Regions from separate parts of the Homo sapiens genome. Here regions 2 and 3 are each linked to region 1. The links are chromatin contacts, found by Hi-C or POLR2A ChIA-PET in ENCODE. All regions are on one chromosome and are shown on one strand. Each heading gives the region's core, a stretch centred on a gene start or an enhancer-like site at or near the end of the contact. The rest is flanking DNA. Distances are from core to core; before and after follow the strand shown.

The links. A loop is a pair of places that touch in the nucleus more often than their neighbours do. ChIA-PET counts read pairs that join two places held with the same protein, here RNA polymerase II (POLR2A). Pooled maps may share reads with other maps.
Region 2: a map of PC-9 shows a loop between it and region 1 (2.5-fold over the local background). The contact joins the promoter of DHX32 here to the enhancer-like site in region 1. A Hi-C loop is called at or near these places in 1 of 168 maps with a recorded cell type or tissue (PC-9) and 1 of 50 pooled maps. POLR2A ChIA-PET finds 5 or more read pairs at or near these places in 3 of 52 experiments (H1, Panc1 and SK-N-SH).
Region 3: a map of PC-9 shows a loop between it and region 1 (12-fold over the local background). The contact joins two enhancer-like sites. A Hi-C loop is called at or near these places in 7 of 168 maps with a recorded cell type or tissue (PC-9, aorta, ascending aorta and 3 more) and 10 of 50 pooled maps. POLR2A ChIA-PET finds 5 or more read pairs at or near these places in 1 of 52 experiments (AG04449).

The regions. Positions count from the first base shown.
Region 1 is chr10:126,060,385-126,064,787 of GRCh38, forward strand. All of the region lies in intron 14 of ADAM12 (ADAM metallopeptidase domain 12), which reads right to left. Among named protein-coding and RNA genes, the nearest start is that of FANK1-AS1, 89 kb to the left of the region's middle. Within about 2 kb of position 2,192, at least 13 of the 41 ENCODE cell types and tissues checked have a DNase peak (open chromatin) inside an H3K27ac peak, as active enhancers do; they include PC-9, Panc1 and ascending aorta, where a contact is called at or near this core.
Region 2 is chr10:125,877,671-125,882,678 of GRCh38, forward strand. It overlaps DHX32 (DEAH-box helicase 32 (putative)), which reads right to left and starts at 3,622. Exons shown (of 11, transcript NM_018180.3): 1 at 2,873-3,622. The coding sequence starts at 3,154. RefSeq lists an enhancer at 3,212-3,934.
Region 3 is chr10:126,243,981-126,248,902 of GRCh38, forward strand. All of the region lies in intron 3 of ADAM12 (ADAM metallopeptidase domain 12), which reads right to left. Among named protein-coding and RNA genes, the nearest start is that of ADAM12, 140 kb to the right of the region's middle. RefSeq lists an enhancer at 3,194-4,393. Within about 2 kb of position 3,556, at least 9 of the 41 ENCODE cell types and tissues checked have a DNase peak (open chromatin) inside an H3K27ac peak, as active enhancers do; they include PC-9 and ascending aorta, where a contact is called at or near this core.

The sequences.
Region 1 (4,403 bases), core at 942-3,441:
ATGTAACTGGAGAATTCTGGGCAACTCAGCAACTCGGGCAAGGTCACTGGGGTGCAAATGTCAAGGGCCGGTGGGGCAAGGACTCAAGGACTCTTAGAGCTCTGAGTTCCTACATTTCCCAGGAGGCCTGTGATGACCCCAGTGCATACGTGATCCAGATCCTGAAGCATTTGCTCCTGGGTGGGGAAATACTGCAAATGCAAACTTGACAATAAGTTTTCCTTTCTGAATCATGAAAAGCTAATTCAAACCAACCACTACAACAAAGCATTGAAATGTTCTCAATGGTATATCTGGCTGGCCAGGGGCCTGGCTGAGGAAGTCACCTCCGCTCCCAGGACTGCATTTGTCCGGGATCCATGCCTCCCGGGAGGATATTGTGAAGGATTCACATCCGCCCTCCCCTCCAGATCCAGGCAGGAGTGCACAGGGACTGTGGGAAGTGTGTCACTCTGGCAGAGTCGGGGCTCTTGAGTCAGCATCTTACACACAGCAGGACATCAACAAATACTTGACAAATGAGAGAATGGTGTGGCAGTTGAGGATCTCTGCTCTTCAAGGCACAGCCCAAGCTCTACACACACAGAACTACCTGCACTTGCCCTGGTTGGCCCCACTGTCCCTTTGTGCCCTGAGCTGTTGCTGTTCTGTATACTGGAAATATCCATCCTCTTCCACCCCTGGCAAACCACTATTCCACGGCAACCTTGTCTTCAAAGCCTCCTAGTTGGCTGCTTTCCTCCACCCCAACATATCTGGCCCATGACCCTCTTACAGCCCGTTTTACAGACCCCAAGGATTTGAGTACCTTGCTCACTAGTCTAAGCTTCCTGGGAGTGCAGCTGCATCTTATTTATAGAGTTTAGATTTACTAGGAGCTCTGCATCTAGCATAGAACCACATATATTACATGGAATAGATTATAGGCTATGTTGGAGCATAACAGACCCTTGGGGTAGGTAGATCACTATCCTTATTTTACAGATGAGGCATAACAAGGTTGAGCAATTTGCAGAAGGTCCCTTGCTAGTAAGTGGTCTGTTCAATGCCTGTGGCTCCCCTAAAAGGCCCACATCCTTGTCTAAAACCTATGCACATGTTATCTGACATGGCAAAAGGGACTTTGAAGATGTGATTACTTTTAGGATCTTGAGGTGGGGAGATCACCCTGGACAATCTGGGTGAGCCTGATGGAATCAAAAGGGTCCTTATAAGAGGAAGGCAGGAGAGTCAGTGTCAGAGAAAGGGATGTGACTACAGAAGCAGAAGTCGGAGAGGGACAGAGACTTGCAGATGCTGTGCTGTTGGCCTCGAAGATGGAGGAAGGGGCCATGAGCCAAGGAATGCAAGTGGCCTCTAAAAGTTGGGAAAGGCAAGGAAACAGATGCTCCCCAGAGCCTCCCAAAGCAATGCTGCCTTGCCAGTATCTTGATTTCAGGATTTCTGACCTCCAGAACTGTAAAATGAAGCATTTATAAGCCATTAAGTTTGTGCTAATTTGTTACAGTAGCCATGGGAAACTCACACAGCGCCTGTAAACTGGAAACCAGGCGGAAACACCGACAAGGGGAGGAAGGAGCACACTGCACTCCCAAAGGAGGTGGTCAAAGGCCCATTCCAAGAGCTCCCTGGCATCAAGGGCCACAGTGGGTTGCAGCCTTCCCTGCTCTCTGCTCTCCCAAGGAAGTCTGTATAATGATCTGAAGAACTGAGGAGGGGCGGGCAGGACAGACCAAAACCCAGGAAGTCACAAGCCCGAGGTGGCTTCCCAAGCCTGGTCTCTGTGCTGTGGCTTTCAGGAACCCTGAGCCAAAGATAAAGCCTCTTCACCAAAACTTTACATTTGTTACCAACAGTCCTGATGCCATGGATGTTCCATGCTGTGTGCAGTGGCCACACACGACACCACCCACCACCACCCCAGCAAAGGCCTCCTGGTTACCAGGGAGAGAGTGGGTGGGAGAGAGTAGAGCTAAGCCAGGAGCTCCCAGGGAAGCCCCCTCCTTAGGAAGAGGACGTGGCTACCTGGGTGCTCAGACCTCCAGCCTCCCCCTCCATCATGGGGATGATGAGAGCCCAAGCAGGTGACTTCCTATTGCTCTTGCTTTTGAAAAGCTCAGTCTGTGGGTCAGGTTGTCAGTCTGTCTGCCTGTCTGGTTCTCTCTCTGGTCAGGCAGCTACAGAAGGACTAGACTGATGAGATAATAAATACCAGCTTTGGTCACCATGAATCAGAGGCACACAGCCAGCTGAGTCACACAATGGGGGTGGCTCAGACAGCACTGTCGAGTTCCCTCTGACCTCACTCTGGAAACGGGGCCAGCTGTTCGAATACGGCAGGGCATTAAGGAACACATTTCACTCCCAAAGCTCCAAGTGTTGTGTGTGCTCTGGCCACAAAATGCTTTTTGGAAAGGAGCTTCATCACAGCCCTTGTAACTCAAGAAAAGGAGACTGCTGATTCTGGAGAAAGGCTGGGACGGGGACGGCACTAGGGATGCCTGAAGCCATGAAGATTTGGCCTGCAGCAGTAGCCGCAGTCCCAAAGTGACCTCAGTTGGCTAAAAGCTGCCTGAAGTCACTAAACCATGTCAAGCCCAAACACCATTCAATGTGTATAGCGAGTACTGGCTTAGTCCTTGTCATTGCAACAGGGTGTCCCCCACTGCTCCTGCCCCCTGCTTTGCCCAGGGTGCCCCAAGGCCCAGCAGGCGATGATGCCAGGACTGAGGGCTGCTCAGGGTCCAAGGATGAAGTACTAAGGGCCCGGGAACTGCAGGCCTCCCCATCCCACCTGCCCACGCGCATCCCTGAGTGCTGAGGAGCATCAGAACAACTCCTCAGAGGCCGAGCTAAAGAGGCCTGCGCTCGTCCCTCCTTGCTACCAAGCTGCCCTTTCTTTTCCCCCCCAGAAAGCTCCAAGTACAGAGGACATCGCTGGCTGGCAGGGGACATGGGCCTCCCAGCAGGACCCAGCTCCGAGAGACATCCATCTTGTTTTCCATGCCTGGGCGTGGCTTTTACATTCCATTGAAAACCCAGGCTTCGAGGTTTAGTCATCAATTTCTGTTCCACTTTATTTCCCTCATCACTCCTAAAACCAAAGCCTCACAACAAAAGTCTGACAAAGGTCCTATCAGGTTTCCCTCCCGCTAGAGATCCTGCCTGATTCTGCTTGGCTTTCAGCCTGGGCCTGGCCGACCACAAGAGGCCTTGCCAGAGCTGGGGTCTCTGGCCTGGGCTGAGGTCATTTCTGCAGCCAGCAGGAGGAGGGAGTGACAAAGGACTCAACCACATTATCATAAGGGAAAGAGAACTGCAGGACAGGGTGGGGCCTGCACTTGTGGATTTCACGGTTGGACTCCTGGGAGCTGGACACAGGCATTGAATCTCAAATGGTTCTGGGGTGACGGGGCCTTGGAGTCCAGGGCTGCCCAATGAGGCCTTGGATCTCTGACCCCAGAAGGTGGGGCATGGAGGAGAGACACGCAGGGGATGGATTCTTCCCTTTTGCATCTGAGCTTCTGCTTCATTTTGGAGCTTTGGTGGAGCTTTAGAGCAACACCTCCCTCTTCAGGGTGACTGTGCATTGTGGGAGTAACACATGGGCATTGGGTCACAGTAACCCAGGTTCAAATCCTAGCCCGGAGACCTGGGGAAACTGACATTTGGTCTCAGAGTTTGAGCATCATCTTCTGTAAAGCTTCATAGTCCCCACTTCAGGGGCTTGTTGGAGGGTCAGAAGAGACAAAGTGTGCCAAGTGCCCAGCCTGAACTGGTGAAATGGTGAACTGATGGTCTCTTGTTTGACGCAACCACCCCACTTTCCCATTTGAGAGCCACTCACTGCTGCTCTCAGGCCTTCTGATTACAGACACACTCATGCTTCAAGTCTGATCAGGGCCTTCCCCATGGAGCCCTGGGCCCCTCACTTGGTTGGGGTCCTCTTATGAGTACAAAGGGGCATTACTAAAATCTCAGTGGTGGTGGGAAAGTTCTGTCTGTCTGTCCAACTACGTGCTATGCTATCTGAGGGCAGGAGTCATGGTGGATTCATCCCTGCCATCCCTCGGGGCACGCAGTAGGTGCTCCTGCAGCTCCCGTATCTCCCGGGGCACACAGGTGCTCCTGCATCTTCTGTATCCCCCGGGGCGCACAGTAGGTGCTCCTGCAGCTCCTGTTGGACCGCACTGAGCTTCTTAAGGCCAGGCTCCAGGCAGTGTCCATTTCTGTGCACCCCATGCCCAGTGCGGCCTCAGACCCTCCCTGGGAGTCAATCACTCCCGACTGAACACACCGGATGCTGTGTGGACAGCGCCCGCCAGGAGTGGGGGCTAACCAAAACAGAGCACATGCCCCCAGTCCCACAGCCCAGGTCTGCCAGTGCCTCTCCTGATGCCGAG
Region 2 (5,008 bases), core at 2,372-4,871, 180 kb before region 1:
ACGAGCCTCTCTGTCTCAAAAAATAATAGTGATAATAAAATAGGTAAACTCTAGAGATAATAAACAACTTGAAAGCAACAATTTATAGTAGAAAATATTCTTTTAACTCCAATTCAGAAAGCTACTGACATTAGATAGACAAATTATCAAATCCTTCTGGGCCACAGTTTATTCATCTGAAAAATGAAGGGGTTCCATCAGTTTCTAATTCTATTCTATTAGAGCATAGTCTATTCTACTAGATCTATTCGTAACTTCTCTATGAGAAATGGGACTTCTTATTATTCACACTATATGGTCTATTCTAATTCTTACATCGCGAGAATCTAGAAATGAATTTCATGATAAAAATACTGGTTGCTTGCTTTAAAACTTAAGAGTAAAATATGGATCTCACTTGAACAAAAACTTGAAGTCCAAATACAACAACAAACTGAATAATAAGTATTTATTAACTATCTAATGTTGGGGCTCAGGACATACCTCCCCAGAATATGACTGAAGGAGACCAGAATATGTGACCCCAAAATATGCCTCCTTTGCACATTTTGAGAAAGTGTAGACATAGGAGTAGCTCTGAAAAGTTACCTTTTTAAAGATAAATTTGTGCCTATACAAGAAATCTCTGCTTATAAGGGCATCTCCCTCTCTGCAACAGGAGGAGATGACTAAGTAAAGAAGACATCGACTTACATCTTCATAACAAACTTCACCTTCATTTAAGGTGCTTTTCCTGGCCATCTCATCTTAACAGGGTTGTTCCCCACAACCTTTTTTACTTTGTTTCAGAGAATGATGGTATTTAAGCCCAAAATTTAAATGCTTTCTTTGAGATCTACTCTAGAGACTTGCTCATTTCTCTGGGGTTTTCCCGTGTATACATGAGGCATACATATTAATACACTTCTGTTTTTCTTCTGTTAATTTGTCTTTTGTTACAGGGAGCCTCAGATAAGAGTTATGAAGGACAGAGAAAATTATTACTTTTTCCTTCTCTACACTACCTTGTTTTTCTTGGTGTTTTTTTTTGTTTTGTTTTGTTTTCTTTTTTTTTTTGAGATGGAGTCTTACTCTGTCACCCAGGCTGGAGTGCAGTGACACAATCTCAGCTCACTGCAACCTCCACCTCCTGGGTTCAAGTGATTCTCCTGCCTCAGCCTCCCAAGGAGCTGGGACTACAGGTGTGCATCACCATGCCCAGCTAATTTTTGTATTTTTTAGTAGAGTCAGGGTTTCACCATATTGGACAGGCTGGTCTCGAACTCCTGACTTCATGATCTGCCCGTCTCGGCCTCCCAAAGTGCTGAGATTACAGGCATGAGCCACAGCGCCCAGCCTTTTCTTGTTTTTTTTTTTTTTTTTTTTTTTTTTGAGACGGGGTCTTGCTCTGTTGCCCAGGCTGAAGTACAGTGGCATGAACATGGCTCACTGCAGCCTTGACCTCATGGGCTCAAGTGATCCTTCTGCCTCAGCCTCTTGGGTAGCTGGGACCACAGGCACGCACCACCATGCCCAGCTAATTTTTTAATTTTTTATAAAGTTGGGATCTTGCCATGTTGCCCAGCCTGGTCTCAAACTGCTGGACTCAAGCAATCCTCCTGCCTCAGCCTCCCAAAGTGATGGGATTATAGGTGTGAACCACTGCACCTGGCCCACTATCCCGTTAAACAAACAAACAAACTTTAATTGAGAGGCCATTAGGCTGAGGCAATGACAGAGCTCTAGAAGGTCCCACATAAGCAAACTAAAGTCCAATGTAAACAGTAAAACCATACTAGACTTTATCAATCAGAAACTGCCAACTATTCCCTAACTCGGAACTTTCCACTCTAACCAATTTAAATGTCTTTTGTCTTACTTTCATGTTCAGCCTATAAAAGCTCACTGCCCTTGCTGCTAGAATGGGGCTCACTAACCTCCAATGGTTCTGAGTGCTGCGTAATTCATGAGTCATTCTTTGCTCAAACAAACTCCTTGTTTTTTTTGTTTTTTTTCTGAGACAAGGTCTCTCACTCACATCGCCCAGGCTGGAATGCAGGGGCATCATCACAGCTCACTGCAGCCTCAACTTCCCAGGTTCAGGTGATTCTCTCACCTCAGCCTCCCAAGTAGCTGGGACGACAGGCATGCAGCACCATGCCCGGCTACTTCTTTGTAGAGACGGCATTTTGCCATGTTGCCCAGGCTGGTCTTGAACTCCTGGGCTCAAATGATCTGTCCACCTTGGTCTCCCAAAGTGCTGGGATTCCAGATGTGAGCCACTGTGCCTGCTCCAACTCTTTAATATTTTAATATCCCTAGGTTTATCTCTTAATGATCCTAATTCTTTCCCCCATCTTAGACCCCAAAGTGTGTGGCCCCAGGCCTGGATCATATTTAGTTGCTCAGTTATTTCTTATAGTCAGGAAAATCAGAATTTCCTTGTGCTTTTGATTTCAGTAGCTCAGCCAGCTTCACCAGCAAGCACATCCACATATCTGGATTCTCAGACCACTGGGCACTGAAACAGAGCAGTTAATCCCCATACCCATGCTGAGGAAATAACACGCATCACATCTTTTAAAATATCATATACACAATGGATCATTTGAGTAAATTTAATACTAGGATCATTTGAGTAATTTTAATACTGCTCTATAGACAATTCAGTGGTACCCTAAACACAATTAATTTCTACATAGATATTATTAACTTTTCAGCTAGTATTAGTAAAATTAATAAAATTAGGTACGTGATTTAATTATTTTATCTGAATAATGTTTTGTTTTTTGTTTTAGACACTATTATTAGAACACTAGGCTGTGACATGTCATTAAATAACAATTAAAAAATCAACACATACAGCAAATTATTTTTTGTAGTGGTTACTCACCTGAGCGCTCTTACCACATTTAGCATCTCCTGAAACAATCACGATTTGATTTTGAAGCAGGTTCTCCATAAAGGAGTATTTTTCTTTCCATATAGGAAGATCTTCTCTTTCTTTCAGAAGTTTATAATAACGTGATGAATATGGCAATCCATCAAAGGGGTTAAGTTCCAAATCCTCACAGGCCAAAACCTCTTCCTCATCCCCATCGCTGGAATCCAGGGATTCAGGAAAATAGCGTTTTTCAGAGGAAGAGTTTGGACACTCCAGCCCTTCTTCTTCCATCTTGTCTGACAGTGAGCTCACGCAGCTGACATTCCACAAGCAAGTTTCTCCTATCAGTAACCCATTGCAAACAGGGCTTAAAAGCCTATTTATACAAACCCGTATGTTCCAATCTCTAAGACTTCAGTTCAAGGTTTTAGCAAGTTAAATTCCTCAAACCTGCATCTGTTCTCCGTTGCTGTGTTACCCACTGTGCTGGCTCACTACAGCACTCTTCGGCATTGTAAATGATTGTCAATAAACCACACTAAGAAACAAACAAACAAAAAGAGTAAGGAAAATTAGGAACACATATAAGTTAAAAAGAAAATGCACAGGAGTTCAAATGAAAAGCATTATTTTTTTTTTTTCTGTTAACGGGTTTCTGTCATTTCTGCTGCCTGCTTAAAAGAACAGGAATAATTTAGGCTGGTGTTTAAAGTTTGGTGGGTTCCGGTATTTCCTGGCTGGTTCAGAAAATGATTCTGCACTGGGCCTCGTGCTCTCTGCCTGACCTCTATCTCAGGCTCTGCGTCTTGATCAACTGTGAATGGAAAGCAACAGGAGGGACAGGATTGTGATTGTGAGGCTAATCAATCACGTGGTCACCTAATCCCATGTCAAAAGAGGAGCTGGACCCTATAAAAGGAAAGAACTGTGATGACCTGGTGAGTGTTCCTCTAACACAGGCTACAGGAAAATCTATTATTAAGAAATCCTTTACTTTAATGAAAAACATTTTTAAAACTTTTCATTTTCCTTTTGCTTATGTCAGTTTAGAAAGCCAAGTGAGGGGAATGAATTTATTATTTCCTTCCATATGTAGTTATGGTTGGCTTTTATTTTATATATATATAAAAAAGACAGGGTCTCGCTCTGTCACCCAGGCTGGATGCAGTGGCGTGATCATGGCTCACTGCAGCCTCAACCTCCCAGGCTGTTTTCCCCCTGCCTCAGCCTCCTGAGTAGCTGGGACTACAGGTGTACACCACTATGTCCAGCTAATTTCTGTATTTTTTTGTAGAGACGGAGTTTTGCCTTGTTGCCCAGGCTAGTTTCGAACTCCTGGGCTCAAGTGGTCTGTCCTCCTTGGCCTCCCAAAGTGCTGGGATTTCAAATGTGAGCCACCATGCCCAGCTGGCTGGCTTTTATTAATAAGGTCTTTTGTTTAATTAAACCAGAAATCTCTAGCATATTTCTTGAGATTCCTGGGTCTTGAGCCCAACATGTCAGCTCCAAGAGGCCATTAAGGACAACTTTTAATTTAAATGAAGAAGAGAAATCACCCAAGAAAGAGCAAGATTTATACCAATAACTCAGTCCCCACATGTCAGGTGAAGGGTCTTTCCCCTTCCAATTACTAGTGATTAAAAAGAAAAATTCCATTAGTGTTGCTGGAAATAAGCTCCTTTTCACATTAACCAGATAAAAATGAAAAAGAAAACTCAAGTTAAAAAGAATAATAAAATACAGTTCATGATATTTTGTAAGTTACTGCACTTTTCGGATCACCTGGTTTACCTTAATTATTGCTTTAGATGGTTGGAGCCAGTGTGCTCAACAGCTAGTTCCTAATTAGTAAGTGATAAGAAAAGCTCTCTCTCTATTGGTCAAGACAGGCTCCAGGGCAACAGTCAATCACTCAAAAAACATTTGCTGAGTGTCTTCTAAGGGCTTATTAGATGAGTAAACTAGGCACTAGATACACACATAAAGGATATTTTGAAGATGGCAGCAAGAGCAGGATAGAAAGTTTTAAAATTCACAGATGAACAAGCTAGTTTAGAGGTAAGTAACCAGAGAGGCAGAAGAACTTCATAGCTCTTCCCAAGTAAAGTTCTTAAAAATTCATCTAAAAGCCAGTGTTTCAAAATT
Region 3 (4,922 bases), core at 2,306-4,805, 180 kb after region 1:
ACCAACTGGATCAGACTGGGGGAGAAAGGTTTCTGTTTCTCAAATTCTAGTCATTTCCAGACTGCCTACTCATGTTTTGGCAACTCTGTGATTAGAGCACATGGATTTAGCCATAAAACTGTGGGTTTGATGGTCTTGAATACTTGGCAATGAAATCTAAGATATCTAAACAACTCATCAAGTTTCTGATGTACAACTATGGGCAAAGTATGAATCCAACATGAGTTGTATTCAAAGGAAGCGAATGGCCAGCCTCTGCCTTCATCTGGCTCATACAGAACTCTGAGAGATCAGACAATCGGGGAAAACCAGCCGAGGGTTCATGCTTGGGTCCGTGACCACACAGTGCACTGCCGGTATTTGAAGGCAACCACAGCCTGCATGGAAGAGAGGAGAAGGTACAGATGGTGAGAAAGGGGAGACAGACTCTGGAGCAGCAGAGAAGGGAGGGCTCAGGATGAGAAATGTGAGAATGGGGTTTAGGCATTTCCAGAAAACTCTGACTGACTGACTGACTGTTGGGGGATCATGGTAGACATGGTGGGAAGTTTAGACTAGAGATGCCAATTAACAAGATCGTATCCTCTTCCTTCAGCAGGAAAGTGTCACTTAAAATCTAATTCAATCAGTATATACTGACAGCTATTAATTCACAGGTGTGGTGCTGGGGAGACAGAGAGAGGACACTAAATGTCATATCTCAGGGAGCTCATGCACCATTAGTATAAGCAGACCTATTAATAGATCTAATAAAGTGTACATGCTATGATAAAGAGAGATGTAAAGTTGTATGGAATGAAAGAGGAAGGAAAATGCTACTTGAGTGGGGACAGGAATGGGGGACTAGAAATTGAACAGCAAAAGCTTTAAGAGAAGATGATATTGGAGTTGTACATTAGCAAATGAGTAGACATTCACCAAGCAAAGGAGAAAATGGCATTCCACACAAGAGAACAGGAGAAGCCAAGACATAGAGATGTCAACATCCAGCTATGTTTGAAGATGGGGAGTAGGGTACATGATCAGGGGAGGGGCTTGCACCAAGGAGAAGGAAGATGGTAAGCAGGAGCAAATGCAAACAGCAAGGCTGGGGCATGACACAGAGATGTTGGAGTCACCTGAAGGCACCAGGACATCCCCTCGCCAGCCTCGGGGAACCCTCAAGGGAGAGTGAGCATCACATTGGCATGCTCCAGTCTGTGCTTTGGAAAGGGCACTTGTCTCTGTAAGACAAACTGGTGGCAGGGTGTTTCTGAAAGGTCATTGAGGAGACAAATAATCCAGGTGGGACCTGACGTGAACCTGCAGCCAGGCAAGGAAGAGGAAGGACACATCCCCCAGAGACGCTGAAGAACATGGAACTTAGACTAAACCTAGATGGTGAAAGGAGAGAGTCCTGCCAGCTTGAGAAAGGAATGCGCACAATTGGGAACTGCAGCCCACTATGGAGGCATGGGGGACACCAGGAGCTCCCAGTTGGAGAGGATGGCTTTAGAAGATAGGGGGACCATCCTGAAGGACTGGGCAGTGGGCAGGAGGTCGGGGCTAGAGGCACTGCCTTTGGAATCAATGGGAGTGGGAGATAGGTCCCAGAGGAAGCCTAAAGAATCCAGACCCCAGGGCCAAGGACCAGGCACCCTGGCATCCACCCACACTTAGGAGGAAGGAAAGGCAGTGAAGGGGATTTGCCATTGGAGAGGTTGGGAGCACCAGGAAAAAGTTATCATGGGAGTCAGGGCAGGGGGCTCCTCAAGGGGAGCATGAACGGCAGCGTCAGATGACAAGGAGGAAGTAGATTGAGAAGAAAGCATTGGATTTGGCAAGAAAGTGGCCCTTTCTTTGGGTTGTCTGAAAGCAAAGGTCACGGAGAGGATGGGGTGACAGGAGAGAGGAATGGATGAAGAAGTGAGAGGGTAGCAGAGCCTACAGGTGTGTACGGTTTGGCTGCAAGATAAAGGAGAAAATTTGACTGGGAATGGATGGATGAACAGATAGCTAGAAAGACAGAGAAAATAGTTGGATTGACCTTTTAAAAAATGGTGGAGACATCAGAGCATATTGAGAGGTGGAAAGGAAGGAGTACACAGGGAAGGGCCTAGGAAAAATGGTAAAGACAAAGAAAATAATGAGGGACACAAAACCCTTGCATTCTGGAGGAGAAAGGCAGGAATAAATAGGGCCTAAGATACAGGTGAACAAATGGCTTTGGGGACAAAAAGATAACCCTCTTTCTCAGAAACTGGGAGAAGGATGAAAAGACTGAGATATTGATCTGTGGATGTAAAGTTATGAGTAATTACTTGACTCTCCAATTTATTTTGAACCTGTTGTAAAATGCCCCAGATTTTATAGTTTTATCCTCAGGAAAATAGCCATAGACAACCTAAGGTAAACTGCGAATATCCAGCCATCCACAAGGTATATACCAAAACCTGGCAGAGACACAACAAAAAAAGAAAACTTCAGGCCAATATCCTTGATGAACATCAATGCAAAAATCCTCAAGAAAATACTGGCAAACAGAATCCAGCAGCACATTGAAAAGCTTATCCACCACAATCAAGTAGGCTTCATCCCTGGGATGCAAAGTTGGTTCAACATATGCAAAACAATAGATGTGATTCATCACATAAACAGAACTGAGGACAAAAACCACATGATCATTTCAAAAGACGCAGAAAAGGCTTTTGATAAAATTCAACACCCCCTCATGTTAAAAACTTTCAATAAACTAGGTATTGAAGGAACACACCTCAAAATAATAAGAGCCATCTATGACAAACCCACAGCCAACATAATGAATGGGCAAAAGCTGGAAGCATTCCCTTTGAAAACTAGCACAAGACAAGGATGCCCTCTCTCACCACTCCTATTCAGCATAGTATTGGAAGTTCTGGGCAGGGCAATCAGGCAAGAGAAAGTATTAAAGGGCATCCAAATACGAAGAGCAGAAATCAAACTATTCCCGTTAGCAGACAACATGATTCTATATCTATTTCTAGCAAACCCCATAGTTTCAGCCCAAAAGTTGCTTAAACTTTTATTTCTCTAAAAGAAGAAATGTAACTTGTTATTTAAATACAAATGGTTTCAAAATTGTATAAAATTACTTCTTGTTGGAAAATAATTCCAATTATCCTGTAAAGTATCTGAGAGTGGTTTCTAAGAAAATCCTTTCCATGTCAACCTTAGTGTATCTATCTCAAATCAACTTTGCTAAAACATGAAGGCCATTGCTAGAAAATTGAAGGAGAATCAAATGCGTCCTTTACTTAAACATTGCTGCCTTTAGAGAGAGTCTGAAAATATCACTGCATAAAATGTTTATGTATAATATTAACTCTTCTCACCCTTTTCCTAGACAAAATAGTTTCGATTCCACTCAAGTGCAATGTCAACAAAACCAGCAACGAGGCAAACTTCCCAGCAACAGAGCCACTAACCAAATTTCACTCATGTATCACAGTAGTAGCAGGAACTTGGAAACCCTTGTCCACTCAACAATTATTGTTAGATATTTAGGAGAGAGCCTGCCATCTGTGACGTATGGGCAATCCCAGCGCCCGGCTCAGTCCTGAGAAACTCATGTGCTTTCTGGCCCTGAGTCATAAGGACCCGATGGCATTCCACAGCCAAAGAAAAGAGTGAATCATTTAAAACAGGGCTTGGCGTCAATCTTGAGACTAAGTCACCAACCAGGAATTCTTCGCTGTTATCTAGTTTTTGGTAATAGTAAAAATGTCAGCCATGAATAATGAACGTATGACTCTAAAAATACCTCTCAAATCAGCATGGTGGCAACAAACAGATAATACAGTCAGCACACAGTGGCCATAACTTCACCTCCTCCTCTGTCAAGCCACTCACTAAAACGCCAAGAAATAAAAACAAAGCCTGCCTCCTGGGATCCTGTGGCTCCACGAGCCAATGACGGAGTAAGATGCTCTTTGAATTTCGTAATTTCTTCAAACCAAAGACTGGAGAATCAGAATGGTGTCTGTGGGCCGTGAAGGCAGTAGTGCTGTTGGAAGATTGCTGGAGAAGGTATCAGATGTGGGTTCAAGTCTCTGGCCCTGCACCTGCTGGTGGCACAGCTCATTGCTGAAATTACTCGGGTGACATGACTTCCTTCTCTAGGCCTCAGTGTCCTCATCTGCAGATTGAGTGTGGCAGTCATACCCCCTATGCATCACTGGGTAGTGGGAAGAATTAAAGGCCATAATTCACGTATTCTTTCCAGGGTGATGCCGACTTCACATGTCAGGAATTTGTCTAGGTACTCGGAATGAACAAATGAACTCGGAAATGAGCAAAACTTGCAAGGCCCCCGCCCCTGATATGAGAGCACTTAGCACAGAGCCTGGCATATAACAAACAACCATTTTTGTCTCTCCTTAGGCTTCTGACTCTCAACCAGGACACACAACTGCCACTAAGTCATGGCTGGGCCCTCCCAAACACAGGCCTTGCCACCCCTCGAGGCAACGTGACTTTTGTTTTAGAGCTGATTGTGCTGCTTTGGCTTCTCACTGGTCTGTTCTCGTCCTTGGTGGCCAAACAGATGTCTCTGCCATGTGACAGGTTCATCAACAAGCAAACACATTTCAGTACTCTTGACAATTATCGAATGCATACCATGAGCTAGGTATTGTTTTAGGAGCCTCACAGGTATGTATGTATGTATGTATGTATGTATGTATGTATGTATTTATTTATTTATTTATTTATTTATTTATTTATTTATTTTGAGACAGAGTCTCTGTCGCCCAGGCTGAAGTGCAGTGGTGCGACCTTGGCTCACTGTAACCTCCGCCTCCTGGGTTCAAGTGATTCTCCTGCCTCAGCCTCCCGAGTAGCTGGGACTACAGACAGGCGCCATCGTACCTGGCTAATTTTTGTATTTTTAGTAGAGATGGGTTTTC